3 separate regions of the Homo sapiens genome follow, and all the other regions are linked to region 1. The links are chromatin loops, found by intact Hi-C in ENCODE. Cell type or tissue: PC-9. All regions are shown on one strand.

Region 1 (5,000 bases):
GTAAAGTAGTGGCTGGAAGAGGACAAGAGGGGACTTCTGGTTTTTTATCTGGATGACAGGTATGTTCAGTGTCTGAAAATTCATTGAGCTATAATTTTTTTTTCTTTTGAGATAGGGTCTTGCTCTGTCACCAAGGCTGTAGTGCAGTATCATGATCTCAGCTCACTGCAGCCTCAACCTCCTGGGCTCAAGCAATCCTCCCAGCTCAGCCTCCTAAGTAGCTGGGACCATAGGCACATGTCACCACACCTGGCTAATTTTTTAAGATTTTTTGTAGAGATGGGGTTTCACTATGTTGTCCAAGCTGGTCTTGAACTCCTGGGCTCAAGCGATCCTCCCGCCTCAGCCTCCCAAAATGCTGGGATTATAGGCATGAGCCACCGCACCCAGCTTAGCTATAAATGTAAGCATTGTGCACTTTCTGCTTTTTTAAAGGCATGTAACATTCTAGGAAGATAAAGTAGTTCCTTGTGGTGAGTTCCTTGGGTTTTCACTTTTTTTTCTTTTTTGGGTGTGCTTTTTGCCTCCTATATCCCTGACTTGGAGCTGAAGAAGCTGACAACATGGAAATGCCAATGGGTTTAGACCAAAACAAAGTCTTCTCTCTCAGCAAAGGACCAGAAAAAGGGCAGCCTAGAAAGAACGTTTTAAATGCTGATCACTCCATTGTAGCTACACGCCACAAGGAAAATTGTGTCCCGCCCCGCACCAGCAAAGCCTGAGTGGAGAGCAGGGACTTCATGTAACGAGACACCCACCTGCAGCCCCTGCTGGGGTAGGTGTCAGAGAAGTCCAAGTAGGAAGCTGGGACTTTCTTCCCCGCTGAATGGTAACAATATCCTGCCTCCAGTGGTGTCTGTGGAGACCACGTGGAGAGGCTGGACTTCCACCCCTACTAGGCTGTAATAAGGCAAGCCTCCCCTTCCTTGCTGGGGTGGTGTCAGAAGATATAGAGGAATGTTGATTTGACCACCACCTAGCAGTAAGAAGATCACCAGATTATGGGTGAGGCTTCTTACACATATCTCCCAAATTTTCTGTGATGCTGTTGTAAAATATCTATAATTGTTAAAAGACCCATTTTTTTTTCCTTTAGACTCTAAAGTTTAGAGTCTTTTTTTAAAGAAGGAGACATGGTCTCATTGTGTTGCCCAGGCTAGATTTGAACTCCTGGGCTCAAGCAATCCTTCCATCTTAGCCTCCCAAGTAGCTGGGATTACAGGCACTAGAGCCTTCTTTGTTGGCTTCTATTTTTCTCCTTTAGATATCTCATAACCCAAATTTATATCTTCTGCATTTAATACACTTAATTTCTTCACTGTTCCCTAGCTTTCCTTCCATTCCATAACCTCTCCCACTGTGTCCTTGTCCTCTTAAGACAAACACCCAGGATATTTAAGGCTGGCCTAGTTTACAGCCCCGTTGCTTCAGCTTCTTGACTATCTGAAGATGGCATTTGGGCAAAAATGTATTGATGATCAAAACCTCTACTAGCTACAATGGCTGCCTGTTCAGTCCTCCTGGTGAGGTCCCTCAGGCACCTTAAACTTAGCAGTTCCTAAACTTCAGCCTCATCTCCTGTGCTGCTCAGTACCAGCATCCATCAGTCACTCAGGCCAGAAAAATGTAAGTTGTCCTTGACTCCTCCCTCTCTTCCAATCCCTACATTGAAATATCACCAACTTCTGTTGAATTTTCCTCCAAAATATATTGTAAATTGTTCTTCTGTCCCACCAGCACTTTTCTCACCTCAGCCACCTTCCTCTCCCACTTGGGCAACGCACAGCTTCCTAACCAAACTCCTTCCTCTACATTTGCCCCTTCCCAACCCATTCTTCACATTACTGCCAGTCTATTTTAAAATCAAAATCTCATCCTGTTGATGCCCTGTTTAAAATGCTCAATGGCTCCTCTTCACTCCTAGGATAAAATTCAAACTCCCTAGTGTGTCTTACAATTAGGGTTCCTGTATAATTTACTACCAAAATCAGGACCCTTTTGAGAGTGAAGGGGGTTGCTGGTAATAAGTATGCAGGGACAATAGACATATGTACACTCTCCTTATACAGTCCCTTATGATCTAGTCTCACCAGCCCACCCCTCATCACAGCTCTTCATCCTACCCGAAAATACACACACACACACCCCCCCCCCACACACACACACACCCACACACACACACACGCCACTTCCTTTGGGGTGTCCAGGTAAACGTGCTATTCTGCCTGCCTGAAACACCCTTCTCTTCACTCGCTCTTTGGCCAACTTCCAGTCAACTACTTCAAAAGTCAAAGTATTTTTCTCCAGGAAGTCTTTCCTGACTCCCAAGGCTGGCTTGGGTGCCCCCCCGCAACCCCCACACTCCCATAGCATTTTGTTCTTCCCTCATCATAGTACTTATCACACCACATTGTAATTACCCATTTCCCTATCTGTTTCTTCCTCTACATCAAGTGCATCTCAGCGTCAAGGACCACGTTAGGCCGCTTCTGCATTCCTAGCGTCTAGCACAGTGCTTGGTGTGTGAAAATGCACTGAGCTATGCCCTTAGGGCGTGCACACATTCCTGTCTGCTGAATGAGTGTGGACTGGGCACGGTGTTGTCCCGTGGTTGCGGAGGACATACAGGGGAAGAGGGGGCCAGGAGGACCGACAGGTGCCACTCCTTCCACTGCTGCCACTCCTTCCACTGCTGGAGCCCCCAGTCCTGTTGCCCTGGGTGCCCCTTCCCTCCATCCTCTCTGCTAGGCGCCCCCTAGTGGCAGATGGACAGCAGTGACAGGCCCTGTGAACCAGGTGGCGGCGGCAGGAAAGGAAGCGAGTGTGTGCGCGTGGAGGGGGAGGGGGTGTCCTCAGCCAGGAGGCAGCTGTGCAGCCAGTCCTAGGGAAAGCTGGGATGAGGCTTTAGCCAGGGAAGCCCGCCCGTCACCGTGCTCCTTCTCTGCCTCACTGCAGCCCCTCCCACACCACAAAGTCCCCGCCCATTGTTATCATTAGAGGCTCTACCCCAAGAACTTTGAGGGCGATGACTAAAATTGGGCTGTGTGGCTCCAGGCTGCTTACAAGCGGGAAAATCTCTGCTCAGCATATTACCCAGGAGGAATGGATTGGTCAGACCTGGCTGGCCTGTTTTGTTTTATATTCAAACCCTGAATCAGAGCCACACCATGAGTGAGCTCATGGCAACTCTATGGGTGAAGCAACAAGAACCCAGCCGCAGCAGTTAGTGGACACGCCAGAGGGGGGAGGGGTGGGGACTTGGCTAAGAAGATAAAATCTTGAGCCAGTCAGAAAACAACAACAAAAAACACAATGGGGCTGAGGGAATAAGGCCTATTGTCACCCTGTACAGTTTCAGCTATTTTTGCTTCAAAATGAGCTTCCCCTTATTTTTTATAGTTGGCAGCTGAGCTATTGGAGGAATGAATATATTGGGGAAGAAAAGCTCAGGAAAGGGGAAGGATGGGGAGAGAAGTCTGACTGTCAGTGGAGAGTCTCTGGTTTTCCTTAGGGCACGGGGTGGGGGGACAGTAGACCAAGGAGTGGGCATACAGTAGCCCATGAGCAGTGAGGACTAGGGAAGGAGGAGCCACACCCACATGGGCAGGTTTCTGAGTCTCAGGCTCATTCCTGCCTCAGCCTCCCAAAGTGCTGGGATTACAGGTGTGAGCCACCGCACCCACACACTATTTTATTTATTTATTTCCTGGCTCCTAGAACTGAACACTTATTTTAAAAAATAACTTTATAGGACGGGCACGGTGGCTCACGCCTGTAATCCCAGCACTTTGGGAGGCTGAGGCAGGTGGATCACTTGAGGTCAGGAGTTCAAGACGAGCCTGACCAACATGGTGAATCCCCATCTCTACTAAAAATACAAAAATTAGCCAGGTGTGGCGGCGGGCACCTGTAATCCCAGCTTCTTAGAAGGCTGAGGCACGAGAATCACTTGAACCTGGGAGGCGGAGGTTGCAGCGAGCCGAGGTTGCACCACTGCACTCCAGCCTGGGCTAAAGTGAGACTCTGTCTTAAACCCAAACTTTAAAACTTTATAGCAACAAATAGCAGTTGAAGAGTTGTAAAGAGTCAAGTAAATGTTATAAACACAAAAAGAAATGCTCGAGCCAAGATTTTACAGAGTATCAAGCTTTATCTGCCATAATTTGGAGCACAATTTGCTTTATTCTTAAACAAGGAGTCTCAGAGTGGTAAAAAAAAAAAAAAAAAAAAAAAAATCTGCAAGAGAAAAACAAGTCTCCAAACACAGTGGAGGCAAAGCAGAGGGGGAATCTCTGGCTGTAGCACTCTTGCTTTTTAAACCACCACTGCCAAGACAGAAGCCACTTGTTTCAAACAGCAGCATCCATTCTATGTCATACCCCCTCACCTCCCTGCATTCTCAGGACCAGAGAAGAAGCTCAGCAACTCTGTAAGTTGGTGCCTCTATAAAAGATTTTTTTCATCTAAGTTGGGGCTGCTAGTCCTGGTCTTCTTTCCAGATTTGGATACCAAGTGTTTTCTGCTGAAAGTGTTAACTTGTATACTAATCGCATGTAGCCCTTAACAACCTGAAGGCATTAAAATCATAAAAAGCCTGAAATCCCAGAAAAGCATCATTTTCCTATTGCCATGCCCTCCTGCCATCTCATCCTTACTAGTTCTCAGTTGTGGGGGAGAACAAAGAGGCCTCTTAAAGGGAATCTGGTTATTGGAGGCACCTACCTTACAAAAAACTTGAAGTGAGGCTGAGGGGAGGAAGCTTTGCATTACTGCCCTGGGGACCACCACTCATAGAGATGTTGAGTAAACACATTCTGTGTGTGAAAAGCAGCCATTACATTAGGTCAGGAAACAGAGCCAGCCTCCTACCCCTGCTTTAGTCTGTACCTCCATTCTTCAGACAGGTGTTCAAGGGCAATCATGTAGCTATCACAACTAGAGTTTCTTGTCAACTGTGCTCGCTGCAACTCCACTTAGCTTTGGTGCTGCCTCCTCCTCAT
Region 2 (5,000 bases), 630 kb after region 1:
AGAGGTTCATTTATAAGGTTTAAGAAACAAGGCTTTCTCTATAACATAAAAGTGTAAGGTGAGGTAGCAAGTGCTGATGTAGAAACTGCAGCAAGTTTTCCAGAAGAGCTTGCTAAAATCATTGATGAAAGTGACTAAACAACATATTTTCAATGTAGCAGGAAAAAAGCCTTCTATTGGAAGAAAATGCCATCTAGCATTTTCATAGCTAGAGAGAATTCAATGCCTGGCTTCAAAGCTTCAAAAGACAGACTGACTCTTTTCTTAGGGGCCAGTGCAGCTGGTGACTTTAAGTTGATACCAATGCTCATTTACCATTCTAAAAATCCTAGGGCCCCAAGAATTATGTTAAATCTCTGCTTGTGCTCTATAAATGGAACAACAAAGCCTAGATGACAGCACATCTGTTTATAGCATGGTTTACTGAATATTTTAAACCTACTATTGAGACCTATTGCTCAGAAAAAAGATTCCTTTAAAAATATGACTGCTCATTGACAGTGCACCTGGTCACCTAAGAGCTCTGATGGAGATGTACAAGGAAATCAATGTTGTTTTCATGCCTGCTAACACAGCATCCATTCTGCAGGAGTAATTTTGACTTTCAATTTCTGTTTTTTTAAGAAATACATTTCATAAGGATATAGCTGCCATAGACAGTGATTCCTCTGATAGATCTGGGCAAAGTTGAAAATTGAAAACCTTCTGGAAGTTGAAAACCTGGAAAGGATTCACCATTCTAGATGCCATTAAGAACATTTGTGATTTATGGAACAAGGTCAAAATATCAATATTAACAGGAGTTTGGAAGAAGTCGATTCCAGCCCTCATGGACAACTTTGAGAAGTTCATGACTTCATTGGAGGAAATAACTGCTGATATGGTGGAAATAGCAAGAGAACTAGAATTAGAAGTGGAACCTGAAGATGTGACTGAATAGCTTCAATCTTATGGTAAAATTTGAATAAACAAAGGGTTGTTTCTTATGGATGAGCAAAGAAAATAGTTCCTTGAAATGGAATTTACTTCTGATGAAGATGCTGTGAACATTGTTGAAAAGAAAACAATGGATTTAGAATATTACATAAACTTATTTGATAAAGCAGTGGCAGGGTTTGAAAGGACTGACTCCAATTTTGAAAGTTTTACTGTAGGTAAAATGATATCAAATGGCATTGTGTGCTACAGAGACATCTCTCCTGATAGGAAGAGTCGATCAATGTGGCAAACTCATTTCTTATCTTATGTTAAGAAATTGCCACAGCCATCCCAGCCTTCAGCAACTACCACTTTGATCAGTCAGCAGCCATCAACATTGAGGTAAGACCCTCCACCAGCAAAAAGATAATGACTAGCTGAAGGCTCAGATGATTGTTAGCATTTTTTAGCAATAAAGTTTTTTTTTTTTTTTGAGATGGAGTTTCACTCTTGCTGCCCAGGCTGGAGTGCGATGGCACAGTCTTGGCTCACTGCAACCTCTACCTCACGGGTTCAAGCAATTCTCCTGCTTCAGGCTCCCAAGTAGCTGGGATTACAGGCGCCCACCACCATGCCCTAATTTTTGTATTTTTAGTGGAGATGGGGTTTCACCATGTTGGCTAGGCTGGTCTTGAACTCCTGACCTCAGGTGATCTGCCCGCCTCGTCCTGTCAAAGTGCTGGGATTACAGGTGTGAGCCAGCACACCCGGCCCAATAAAGTGTTTTTAATTCAGATATGTACATTGGTTTTTTTTAGACATAATGGTATTGCACACTGAATACACTACAGTATAGTGTAAGCATAACTTTTATATGCACTAGGAAACCAAAAAATTTTTGTCACTTACTTTATTGCAACATTCACTTTACTGTGGTGCTCTGGCACTGAACCCACAATATCTGCAAGGTATGTCTGTATTTGCGACTGCAACCCCACCCAACACACACACCATTTTAAGGAAGGATCAATTAAATCAAAAGACTACGAATATTTTACTATGGCTAAAGTATAATGGGAACTCTTGTGTTGGCTGCAGCTAGTGTAATGAGCTCCCTGTCTACCCTCCACTCTCCACATACTAATATCCATTTGTTACCATTGATAAACTATGAGAAGTGTTTGTTTGTTTGTTTGTTTATTCTGGGGAGAGGAACCAAAAGAGATGAAGAAAGAGAACAGAGGTGATAATATAGGATGTGTTCCCAGCCCTGTGTACTGAGTGACCCCTTGTGGTTAGAGAAGGATGAACAAACCAGAAATGGCAGGGAACATTCAAGAAAGGCTCTGAAATTCTGGGCGTAAGTGGGTTAGCTTTAGATCTAAGTCAACACAGTGTAATACAGAATAGGAAAAGCCCTTTTTGCCTATTCTTGGGACTCAGTACTGATTTGATACCCTAAAGAGCGAGCATTTTTGAAGCATGCAGAGACAGTTTACTTGACACTATAGGTGGTATCAGTGGTCATGCTTTTCTGAGTAGCTCGTCAGGCAGCAGTTGTAGACAAATGGGATTCAGAAAAGGAGAAAAGAACAGGGTGACTGCTCAGTGATAACTACAGTGGATAAATTAGTTTATATCACATGAGAGACATCTCTTTGCTGCAGTCTCCCAGTGGACATTTGTATTACATACATATACACAGGCACACATATTCATGGAAAACTGTATTGACGGCATGAGTATGTATATAGAAAGACAAAATAATCTACAGATAAAAACTATAATAAGTGAATTTGGCCATTTTACTAAATAGAAAGTCATTATGTAAAAGATCAATTTTATTTCAATAGACTAGCAACAAGTAATTGTAAATGAAAAAATTTTAAAAATACTATTTAGAATAACATAAAATACCTAGGAATTAGATTAACAAGACCTCTACACAAGAACCTACAAAATATTAGTGAGAGAAATTGAAGCAGATGTAAATAAATGGAGGAATTTACTAAGTTCTTGAAGAACTCAATATTGCAAAGATGTGAGTTCTGCCCAAATTGATTTATAAACATAATATAGTCCAATTAAAATCTCAGCACATTCTTTCTTCAGGGAGTGGAAATTGACACGCTCACTCTAAAATTTAGAAAGTGATGCAAAGAGCCAAGAATAGCCAAGACAATCCTAAAGTAGAAGAACAAAGGGAAGATTAACACAGATAGCAATACTTATAAAACTACATTAATAAAGACTGTGGCCTTTTCAAAAGGACAGACAAATAGACTAATAGAACAGAACACAGTCCAGAAATAGGTCCACACACATATGACATTTGATTTGTGACAAAGATAACACTGCAGAGCAGTGGGAAAAGGAATTCTTTTAAATTAATTGTTCTAGGTCTATAGAAGGAATGAAGGAAGAAATGAATCTCAGCCACAACCTCACACCTATACAAAAATGATTTCAAGGTGGATTGTAGATCTAAATGTGAGAGGCAAAACAGTAAAGCTTCTAGAGCATAACATAATAAAGCATATTTATGATTTTTGGAATAACAAATATTTTTAAATGGGAGGCAAAAATAACACTAACCATTAAAGGGAAATATTAAATTGGAATATATTAAAATTAAGAACTTCTGATCATCAAATTGTACCATTAAGAGAGTGAAAAGGCTGGCCAGGCGCAGTGGCTCACGTCTGTAATCCCAGCAGCACTTTGGGAGGCCAAGGCAGGCGGATCACTTGAGGCCAGAAGTTTGAGACCAGCCTGGCCAACATGGCGAAACCTTGTCTCTACTAAAAATACAAAATTAGCTGGACCTGGTGACGCATGCCTGTAATCCCAGCAACTCGGGAGGCTGAGGCAGGAGTATCACTTGAACCCAGGAGGTGAAGGTTGCAGTGGCCCAAGATTGTACCACTGCACTCCAGCCTGGGCGACAGGGCAAGACTTTGTCTCAACAAAAACAAAACAAAACAACAACAACAACAAAAAGAGTGAAAAAGCAAGCCACAGAGTAGGAAATGTTTGAAAAATATATTGCTGACAAAGTACTCATATACTATACAAAATAAAGAACTACAAATCAGTAAGAAAAAGACAGAAGCCAGGCGTGGTGGCTCACGCTTGTAATCCTAGCATTTTGGGAGGCCAAGGCAGGCAGATCACCTGATGTCAGGAGTTCGAGGCCAGCCTGACCAATTTGGTGAAACCCTGTCTCTACCAAAAATACAAAAATTAGCCAGGCATCGTGGCAGGCGCCTATAGTCCCAGCTACTCAGGAGGCTGAGACAGGAGAATTGCTTGAACCCGAGCAGCGGAGGTTGCCATGAGCTGAGATCTCGCCATTGCACTCCAGCCTGGATGACAGAGCGTGACAGAGCGAGACTTCGTCTCAAAAAAAAAAAAAAAAAGGGCAAAAGACTTGAAGAGGCACTTAATAAAAAAAGATATACAAATGGCCAAAAAACATATTAAAAACTGGGCCATGTCATTAATCATCAGTATGTTCAAATTAAAGCCACAATGATAAACCACTACACATCCATGTGGACATTAAACTAACACTAGCAAATTATGAGGATATGGAGCAAAAGGAACTCTCATATATTCTTGGTAAAAATTTAAATTGATACAATCACTTTGGAAAAACTTTTGGCAGTCTCTACTAAAACTGAACATATGAATATTCTAAATGTATATAAAAGGCTTATCACTACAGTAACATTTCAATAAAATGATGTGTAAGATATATGAGAATAATCTTTTTTGGATAAAGTACTTTGAAAAGCCAGTAGGGTGAGGGAAAAATTATCATGAGGCATGGCGTCTAAGATTGTTGCTTCCTTGCTGATCACTAGGCTTTCTTTTGCTAAATGGGGTGCCAAGATAAAGGTAAAAGTTGAGTATCTCTGGATAATTGGGATAATCTTGAGAAACAGTTTGCATGAAGAAGAAGAAGGATTGCTAATGGATGAGAAGAATATTAAAAAACAAGGGTGTTTGACAACTATCAAATTTCATAAAGATGCATAATACAAACTCTTTCCCTGGATTACATTCATTTAGGGGATGCC
Region 3 (5,000 bases), 240 kb before region 1:
GCTTAGTTACTGTCTCCCCCATATTCTCTTTGTAAGCAAAGTAACTGTTTATTTTTTATTTTTTTAGACGGAGTCTTGCTCTGTTGTCCAGGCTGGAGTGCAGTGGCATGATCTCGGCTCAATTCAACCTCCACCTCCCAAGTTCAAGTGATTCTCCAGCCTCAGCCCCCAAACCCCCCCAACCCCGCCGAGTAGCTGGGACTATAGGCATGCGCCACCATTCCCGGCTAATTTTTGTATTTTTAGTAGAGATGGGTTTCATCATGTTGGCCAGGCTGGTCTCGAACACCTGACCTCAAGCGATCCATCCACCTTCGGCCTCCTAAAGTGCTAGGATTACAGGTGTAAGCCACCAAGTAACTGTTTGGAACATGGAAGAAAAAGGTGGGAGATATAACCTATGTTTTTCATCTGGTATTTTATGTACATAGCTATAAAATTTTTTGTGAAATGAGGCAGAAACCTCCTTTCTATCTCGTCAGAACCATGTAATTAGATCTTAAAAAGACTGAAGAAATAATCGATTCCTACTCCATCACTTAAGAGACAGAAATATGGGGCCTAGAGAGGGGAGAGGCTTATCCAGCATCACATTGCTACTAAATGACAGGGCAAGGCTTGAGCCAGATCTTCTGAGTCCTATCCAGTGTTCTTTCCAATCTACTGCTTGTTTTGTAAAGCATGGCACTTGCTTATAAATCCCTCTGAAGAAATAAAACTCTCTAGCTCTCATCCTTGTGTATTTACCCTAGAAATATGAACATTTATGTCCACACAAAAACCTTACACGAATGGTCATAACAGCTTTGTTTCTATTAGCAAAAAACTGGAAACAACTGAAATGCTCTTCACCGTGGGCACATATAAACAAATTGTAGAATATTCACATAGTAGAATACTACTTAGTAATAAAAAATAAAAAACTATTGATGTACACAACAAATTCAGTGGCTCTCAGGGCCATTATGATGAGTGACATAGCAAATCACAGTATTTTACATACTATATGATTCCATTTACATAACATTCTAGAAATGAGAAAATTATAGTAATGATGAACATATCAGTGGTTGCTGGGGGACAGATGTGCCTATAAAGAAGTAGCACAAATGAGTTTTGGGGGGATGATAAAACAATAATGTCCTAATTACAGTGGTGATTACAAGAATCTATAAATGTGATAAGATTAATAGAACTATCCACCCCCCCCCCAAAAAAAGTTGAGTGCATGCAAAAGCTGGTAAAAATCAAATGAGGTCTATAGTTTGCTCAATAGAATTATTGTACCAATGACAGTTTCCTAGTTCTGATAGTTGTGTGGTTATGTAAGATGTTAACATTAGAGAAGGTTAGTTAAATGTATGTGGGAACTCTCTGTATTATTTTAGCAACTTTTATGTAAGATTAAACTTATTTTTAAAAAGAAAAAAGAAAGAAAACTCTCTAGAAGTCCCATAATGTTTTAGGCAGGCCTGGTCAACCAACATTTCTGTAGTTTTCTGAAGTTCTAATATATCTTCAGGCCTTTGCTCAACTGGCGTTCTCTCTCTCTCTCTCTCTTTCACACACACACACACACACACACACACACACACACACTCACCCCACTCTGTAACCTAGTTTATTTTTATCCGTAATACTTATAATCCCTAATAAAAATATGTTTGTTTATTGTGTGTCTCCTCCCATTAGAATGTAAGCTCCTTAAGTTTAAGCACTTTTTGTTCACTGTATCCCTAACACCTAGAATAGTGCTTGTCACACAGTAAATGCTCAGTAAATATTTGTTGAATGAATGAATGTGTGTAGGCATTGAAATAAAGGTATTATGAAAAAAGGTATTGTATACTATGTTACATTTCTTTATTACATGAGACAAATTTCTCTTTCATTTTATTTTTGCACACTCAAAATAGTTTTATCTGTTGTGTCATTTAAATATTGTTTTCTGAATTATGAAAGATTTGGAGAGACGTTGGAATAACAACACCTCTAGGAGACCTAGGAGATTCTAGGAGACCACATATTCTGAAATATTTCCTTTCCCTGTGTTAAAATAAATAAAAAGTTGCCTTTCCTAGGTGCTTTACTCACCTGGGCTTTACTCACCCTTATGATGCATAAAAGATTGTACTTACAACATCTGGCCACCAGATGGCAATGTTTATCCAAATATCCTTTCTCGGTACCTATTCGTGTACCAAGCCATGTGCTGGGTATAAAAAAAAAAAGGATAGGACACCATACTCGGCCTGAGAGCTTAGTCTGGTGGGGAGACAAATCGGTATATAGAAGTGCTATGATGAAAGTATGCACAGGTTACCCTGAAGACACAGAGGAGGAACACCTGAACCAGATGAGGGAGGCAGGGAATGAGGCTTAGAGCATGGGTGATGGCTTCTTAAAGGAGGTGAAGGCTGAGCTGAGCAGTACTCCTACAGATGGAAAATCGAAGGAGTGTAAGTTCTGTGAAGACAGGTGCGACGTCCACCATTATGTTGCCAGTGCCTGGCCCAATGCAGAAATGCGCTTAAATATTTTTGGAATGAATGAACAGCATATAAAGTACAGATGGCAAAAGGACATCATTAGATGTGCTAGTACTTTATATTATTTTCAACTTTCAGAATAACTCTTCAAAGTACATACTATCATCCTATTTTTTAGATGAATAAAATGAGGTTCAGTGTACGCAGCTTATAAAACAGAGCCAGACAGACTCAAGTCTATCACTTTTCTTTCCACTTACTGTCTCCCAGTGAGCATATTACTATTAATAAGTCAACTCATATTCTGCTTAAAAGGACTTGGAAAAGTGCTTCACAATATTGACATTCCTCCAAAAACAAGATAAAATATATCTACTTAATCGTTCCTTTTTAAAAGTTTTAAATTGACTTGTTTATTTTCATGTTAAAAATAGAATCAACTAAAAAGTTAACATAATGGTATATTCTCAAATCAGCTACCCGATTTCTTTAAGTAATAATGAGACATATACATGCCTTTTCAAGACAGGTTAAAGAATCAAATAGCAGACTGTTAACCTGAGATATTAACAAAATAAAAACATTCTAGTAATATTTCAGCTAATAAGCAAAATTCATAGTTTCATAGTCTAGCAGTAAAAAGAAGCACTGACAAAGACTGTGTTTTTTACACGAAGTGAGAAGATCTGTGTAATACTACATTATAGGATCAAAAGGACATTAACTGTTTTACTGTTTTATAATGTTTATGGGAGATATTTCAATAATAGCACTGTTTTTCAGAAAGCCGTAAGAACATGAAAGATTATAGACAGACATCACTCTTACCATGGAGGATACACCCAATTCTTGAAGCAGTCAACACTCATTTATGTGGATACATTACAGGTCATTTCATATTACCATTGAACAAATTTTACTGTTATTATGTGCTAGGCATTTTAGTAAGCACTTAGCAATACACGAGATAGATAAGGCCTCTGCCATCATCTCGTGAATCTTATAATGAGCAGGGAAGCAGATACTGAGCAGTTACCTGTTTGAGGAGTGCTACAAAAGAGGTTTATCACGTAAAAAGGATAATCTTTGGGTGCTTATAAGATGGGGATTTAACCAACAGTTGTCAAGTGGGGAGCTTAGATGGTCAAGGAAGGCTTCCTAAGGATGTGATATTTTTAAGGAATGAATGAGAGTTAGCTAGAGGAAGGGGAGATTCACAGCAGAGAAGACGAAGACAGCAAAAAGGTCTGGGAGACCATGCTAGAGAGGTAGGTAGGGGCCAGATCATAATGGGTTTTAAAGGCAGTGGGGGAACCATTAAAGGGTTTGTGGTAGGGAGTGACATGACAGGTTTTGCATTTTACAAGTTCATTTCCACAGCAATGTGGAAAATGGATAGGAGGGGAACAGGATGGGCCAGAGAGACCAGTTAGAAACTGCAGTTTCCAAAATGATTGTGGCATGGCCATGGCTGCTACCTTCAGGAAGCTTCTAGTCCAACCAAGGAAACAGCCTGTAACCAAGAAATTCCTTCATGGAAGAGCAAGCAGTCTAATAGAGGTTTGCACAGGCTGTTCCACCCAAGTTCATGTGACTAGTGGGTGACAGAGCCAGCAGCAGAACCCAGGTTTCCTGATTTCTAGTCTAGGGCTTTTTCCAAGGCCATCCTTTTCACTGCCTTCACAACCAAGGAATTATGGAAAGGGAGGAGAACAAAGCAAGCCAGTGAATGTTTCCGCCTTCTTAAGTCTCAGATCAGATTGTGGGGAGCATTTAGCCACTCTCTGTACTCAAGTCTGACATAAGCACTCCTCCCAAGACATTTGTTTCTGAGGGATGGATTCACCATCGTGATACTCCCTGTATATATACAGAGCAAGGAATTTCTACTGGGAGGGCCAGGGAAATTTGAACTCTCATAGCTAAGGTCGAAAAGGGCATTGTTATGAGAAAGAGGTCATTCTTTCTGAGACAGGGAACTCTGGATGACAAAAGGGAAAAAATCTGATTCCAGGCAGACAGAAAACAGTCTGATTCCAGCCCAACAGAAGAAGCAAGGGCCCAAGTAGAAGAGTGAAAATAGCTGAAGAAGAGCCTATGTTGCTTCTAAGCTGAGGGAGTAGAGAAATAGGAAGTACCAGGAAAGAGCCTGAAAGACAAGGACCAGAGGAATTCTGTTTGTAAGCATCAGAGGGAAGGGAAGCCTCAGAATAATAACCAACGCTGAACTCTGTGACTGGGCAACAAAGAGGTCTTGAGAACATATTTCCAGAGGTCTCAACTACCTTGTGAGTCAAGAAATAAACAAAGGGGTTTCTACGGGGAAAACCCCAAGGGGGTCAGAGGCCCTGATTAGGATGGGCTGGGCGCAGTGGTTCACACCTGTAATCCCAGCACTTTGGGAGGCTAAGGCGGGCAGATCACTTGAGGTCTGTTTTAGGCTCAGCCTGACCAACATGGTGAAACCCTATCTTTATTAAAAATACAAAAAATAGCCAGGCATGGTGGCGC

Evidence for each region. A loop is a pair of places that touch in the nucleus more often than their neighbours do. Peaks named below come from ENCODE experiments on the same cell type or tissue, not always from the same donor. Only the 100,000 strongest peaks of a DNase experiment are listed, where the experiment ranks them.
Region 2: it touches region 1 in a loop (5-fold over the local background); 6 of 110 quality-filtered maps call a loop at or near these places.
Region 3: a loop joins it to region 1, with 8 times the contacts of the local background. A loop is called at or near these places in 73 of 110 quality-filtered maps.

The regions. Positions count from the first base shown.
Region 1 is chrX:107,653,076-107,658,075 of GRCh38, reverse strand. No RefSeq gene overlaps it. Among named protein-coding and RNA genes, the nearest start is that of PRPS1, 27 kb to the right of the region's middle. RefSeq lists an enhancer at 2,663-2,957. In PC-9, CTCF peaks have their summits at 2,549 and 2,752 (motif pointing left); DNase peaks (open chromatin) are centred at 2,555 and 3,085; H3K4me3 peaks cover 1,409 bases; H3K27ac peaks cover 3,210 bases.
Region 2 is chrX:107,022,942-107,027,941 of GRCh38, reverse strand. No RefSeq gene overlaps it. Among named protein-coding and RNA genes, the nearest start is that of MORC4, 25 kb to the right of the region's middle. In PC-9, a CTCF peak has its summit at 2,173 (motif pointing left); no DNase peak of the experiment used is centred here.
Region 3 is chrX:107,891,428-107,896,427 of GRCh38, reverse strand. All of the region lies in intron 3 of MID2 (midline 2), which reads right to left. It overlaps LOC101928335 (a long non-coding RNA gene), which reads left to right. Exons shown (of 4, transcript NR_110395.1): 4 at 68-1,831. Among named protein-coding and RNA genes, the nearest start is that of MID2, 68 kb to the right of the region's middle. RefSeq lists an enhancer at 2,211-2,260. In PC-9, CTCF peaks have their summits at 1,979 and 2,179 (motif pointing right); a DNase peak (open chromatin) is centred at 2,167.